Regions from separate parts of the Mus musculus genome. Here region 1 is linked to region 2. The links are chromatin loops, found by intact Hi-C in ENCODE. Cell type or tissue: heart. All regions are shown on one strand.

Region 1 (2,500 bases), 98 kb after region 2:
ATTAATTAAAGAAACGGTATGCACATTTTGGTGGGTAGGAAAGTGGGGGATAAATATGAGGAGAGGGTGAATGTGATGAAAATATATTGAACAAAAATCTTGAAGAACTAATAAATGAAGAAAAAAGAATTTAGAAGTCTCAACACTAGAAAAAAATGCTTATAAAGATATTGGTACTTGAGCCCAAAAGATGGTCTTCCCTTACAAATATTCAATGTGTATTTGAACAAGTCTCCTGCTACTATTAGATGCAGGATCCTATGAAATTCTACCCATCATTCTGTTCTTCATGTTGCTCAAATATCCTTAGTGATATTTTTTCTTTTCTTTTACTTACTACTGAATTACAGTGTCGGAAAACTAAAATGTTATTCATAATTATTTTAGTTTAATTTGTTGTTATTGTTTCTTTTTTATTCGTGAGTCAAGGTCTGGTCATATAGACTTGGCTGACCTGAAGCTTATAGTCTAACCATCTTGGCCTTCTGAATGCTGGAATTATCAGTGTGTGCCACCATGCCAATTGGAGAACTTGGTCTACTGATGGTAATATCTCATTATAAATGATCAATTCTATTATTATTTTATGCCTATCCTGGGAAAATTGTGAAGAAAACAAGATCCTAAAATCCTCTACTCATGGAAAACTATGTCAAAATTGACTTTTTCAGGTATCTAAGATGCCTAGAACTCAATAAAAAGAGATCTTTCAAAGCATTTTAATTTTCTCTTCCCAATCTTCACTAACTACGGAAACCAGAAGCCACAGATCTGTGGGAAATACAGAAAATGTCATGGAGCTTCTATGATATAACAGATGAGGATGGTTCTGGATGCCCCAAATACCTTGTCATTCCTACCTCACCTATCTGATAGCTCCATGAAACAATTTCATTAAAGAGTTTATTTTTATTTGACCAAATTTAAGACTTTCTCAATGAATAGAATCCTGTCTCCAGGCATTTGTGAAAAAAAAAATCATTTCAATTGTTTAACATCCTGGCTACTTGAACAATAGTTGGGCAAAAGCAAGGCTAGCCAAAATATTTCAAAGGAAAACTTGGAGAATGGGATGCCCATAAGTGGCTTTGAAAAGCTCTGACATATTTCTGGGAATCTGAAGGCTTTGTGTATGGGCTCGGTACACACCCAGGAGAGACCTGAAAAGAACCCAACTTCTCAACTTTGGCTACTGTTGAGAGGAAATCATTAAATGAGGCCCAAGGGACAGTTATCAGGAGCAGGGACACTGAAGACATATCCTAACATAGCTTGACAAGAGTGGAAGCCTTATTTCTTCAAGACATTTAAGGAAATCTGTCTAATCTCCAGCTACCCAAAGGTTAGCTAGATTTTAGTCACTAACAAACAGCAAACAGTATCAACAACAGGAAATTTACAGAATAAGATTCAATCTGATTTACATAGTTGCCATGTCATAATAACTCAAGTTAGCTAAGTTCAGTGGCAGGCCTAATTAGCTTTGCTTGTCAATTTGATCCAGCCTAGAGTCATCTGAAAGGAAAGTCTCAAGTGAGAAATTATATAGATAAGATTGGCCTGTGGGGGATTATCGTAATTGTTATTTGAACTCAATGTGCCCAGTTCACTGTGGGTAGCATCATCCCCTGGGCAGATGTCTTGAGCTATATAAGAATGATAGAGCAAAGTGTGAGCTAGCCAGCAAGTCAGCAAGTGCTGTTCCTCCATGGTTTCCTATTCTTCTGTTCTTGCCCCAGCTTCCCTTGATGATGAACTGTAACCTGTAAGACAATGGTTCTCAACCTGTGGGTCAGAAACCCTTTGGAGGTCACACATCAGATATACTGCATATCATATATTTACATTCTGATTCATAACAGTGGCAGAATTGTAGTCATGAAGTAGCCACAAAATAATTTTATGGTTGGGGTCACCACAACATGTGGAGCTCTATTAAAGGATCACAGCACTGGGAAGGTTGAGAGTCACTGCTGTGAGCCAAGATAAACCTGTCTTTCCTCTAAGTTGCTTTTAGTCAAAATGTTTTTTATCACAGCAGCAGAAGGCAACTGTTACAAAGGCTTTAACTTCATTCATATTTTGTGCCACTATCAACCATCATCTACCAAATTTTCAAGTGTTCTCTTTTTTCCAAACTAAAACTAATTCAACATCTTATTTGTAATTCTCAGCTTCTAAAAATTGATTCAATAAAATATAGCAAAATAAAATGCAAGAGGGATTAAATGATATAATTAAAAGTGTTTTGACACAAAAGAAGATTCTAAAGAAGGAAGAGATGTGTATGCGTCACACCAGTCACCTAGATGCTACCATGAAAGACATATTTTAAGTTCAATAATAACATAAAGCTTGAAAGTAAAGCTTCCGGAACAGTTTTTTTGGGGGGGGTATTCTTTTTTTAATTAGGTATTTTCCTCATTTACATTTCCAATGCTATCCCAAAAGTCCCCCATACCCCTCCCCTACTCCCCTACCCACCCACTCCCACTTTTTG
Region 2 (2,500 bases):
GGGCTATAGAAAAGTTACCTACAACGCTCACTCATCAAGTGGGTCTGAGAGGTGCTCCTGTCCATACCAGAAACATACAAAATTCAACATCCCGGATGGCCTCTGTCCAAGCCAAGCACCCCTCATGCAAACACATACGGTGAGAAGTACTTTAGATTTGGGGTTTGATCAGATTTTTGGAATATTTTAAAAGTCTTCATAGGTTGGACATTTCTAATAGGAAAATCCAAAATGTAAAATATTTCCAAATCTGGGAATCTGAAATGCTTCAAAGTTAAACTCAGATATTAGAGTACTTGGGATTGAGGATTTTGTTTTGTTTTGTTTGTTTTTTATTTTTGTTTTTTGGACTAAGGATTCTCAAACTACAGATGGCAACAATGGACAAAATAAATCAGGGTAGAAGCTAACATGTAGGTTGTGGGGTTAATATGCAAGTGTTAAGCGGCACAGCCACAGCAACTGTCTGGCTCATGAGAGGAATGACTGTGGAAAGAGTGTCTGACTTTAGCTATCAGCAGATAGGAAACGAGTTAGCTGAACATGAATTAGAAGTGTATCACAAGTGGGACTTCCTGCACAGAACTGCTGTGTCCCTGTCTGCATGCCCCTCTGGCAAAGGTTCTAGCTCACCCCTGAACTACACTGCTCAGACCCTACCTACAGTTCCTGTGTACTGGACGCCACAGTGGAGAGGGGTTTGACAATCAGTTTGCCAGGAAACATGAGATTCAGGAAGGTTCAGGGAGGTTAGGAAGAAGGGAATTGGGTTAGATAGCAATTCTGTTCAAATACCTCAGGATTACCGTGGTAGGTCCAAAGTGAGGTGAAAAAACAGAGGTAGGAGAAAAGGAGTGAGACTTACGGAAACCATTTCTGACAGCCAGCATCTCAGCAGAATGGGCTGCTGATAAACAACATGTCTGTGCAAGCGCGAGCGGAGTCTGAACATCTGCCTCCCATGGGCACCTAAGGTGGTTCCGGTGTGGGTGTGTAGTCAGATTGATGTGTCTTGCCCCGGGTTGAGACCAGGCCATTGCACGGTCAGCCCTGCCAGTGCCAGCAGAGGGCGCTATCCAGAAGGGCGCAGGCTGGGGTTCTCCTAAATTGGTAGGGGATGAGCTATGGAAGCAATTGACAGGGAACTTGGTTGCCAGATCCTGAGGGAAAATGCAAGGAGTTTACCTAAAATGGGTTCTCTACCTACACAAGTGCAAATCCCCGCAGACAGGGCTTGTGAGCTTGGCAGGCAGCGAGAACACCGAAGGACCTCAGAGACCTCAGAGGGACACTAGCGCACAGCCCTGGTACTTCTCAGGGTCTCATTTCTTTGGAGTTTCCCCTGATTATTTATACCCCATCCCGTGTTTGTTCCCCGCGCCCTTTCACCTCTGACACACGCAGGCTGCCCTGTCCATCCTGTGTGGGGCTTATTTTCATTTATTAACCTCTCAACTGACCAGGAACAACCAACCAAGGAGTTGGAGCTGGAACGGCTTTTCTCTCCCTCTTCCAAGGGAATTAACTGCTCAGAAATGGCTGGCCCAAGGGCTCTATAGCCACAAAGCCACAGGTCATCTTCGGGTTTTCCTGGGGGTAAACCGAAGGAAATTACAGCTGGACGGCTCTGTCTATCTCAGCGTCTCCTGTAGGTTTAGCAAATTTAGCCATCTCAGGTGACTCCACAGAAAGAAGAAAAGGGGGAAACTCCCAAACACCCTCCACCTCAGCCAATCAGCTTTCTCAGTCACAGAGCAGAGCCAATCAGCTTCCTCTGTCACAGAGTCAGCCATGGGTGTCTGGACACGGTTCAGTTGTAGACTGCAGACACTCCCTGCTGTGTCCCTGGGCATCTCCATCATTCTGTTCCTGTCCTGCCATCCTGTGGGCCCTTACATGTGAGCCAGCTGAACACTAAACAGACAGGCCAGTGCCTTCTCCTGGTGCCAGAAAGCTCTTGGGGAGTGGCAATGTGCATTCACCCATAGGCACCTTCGTCCTCTCAGGGTGAGTGGAAGTTTTTTTCCTCTCTCCCTTCCTTCCTCCTCTCCTCCCTCTCATGAAACCACAATGGTCATTCTTCTGCAGGCTGATTCTTGAGCTCTGGGATTTTAGCAGATAAAGTGTCTGTTTAAGATTAAAAGCGGTCACAATTCATAAGGCCTTGCTTATTATAAACTTGCTTTTTTTCTGTCTTCTCTAGGAAGCCAGAAATGCCCAAAGGAGCGACACAAGCCCTTTTTGTACCTGGTGCGAGCAGTGTGATTGTTTATGTCCAGCTGTTCCCTTTCCTACTGGCACAGCTGGGTAAACCAGAAAGCAGGCCAGTGAGGGGACGTGGCAGTCCACAGAAGAGAGCTAAGGTGGCCTGTAAAACCAGTTGCCTGCAGACCAGAAAGGACAGCAATCCAAATAAAAAAAAAATCGTCCACACAACTTCCAGCAGGACAAACAACCTTTGTTTGTAGCACATGATTCTTAGAGGGGAAAACTAACAAAC

Evidence for each region. A loop is a pair of places that touch in the nucleus more often than their neighbours do. Peaks named below come from ENCODE experiments on the same cell type or tissue, not always from the same donor. Only the 100,000 strongest peaks of a DNase experiment are listed, where the experiment ranks them.
Region 1: a loop joins it to region 2, with 2.1 times the contacts of the local background. A loop is called at or near these places in 3 of 42 quality-filtered maps.

Annotation. Positions count from the first base shown.
Region 1 is chr6:117,346,418-117,348,917 of GRCm38, forward strand. No RefSeq gene overlaps it. Among named protein-coding and RNA genes, the nearest start is that of 6820426E19Rik, 150 kb to the right of the region's middle. In heart, no CTCF peak of the experiment used is centred here; a DNase peak (open chromatin) is centred at 1,174.
Region 2 is chr6:117,248,374-117,250,873 of GRCm38, forward strand. No RefSeq gene overlaps it. Among named protein-coding and RNA genes, the nearest start is that of Cxcl12, 81 kb to the left of the region's middle. In heart, a CTCF peak has its summit at 1,055 (motif pointing right); a DNase peak (open chromatin) is centred at 1,068; H3K27ac peaks cover 1,051 bases.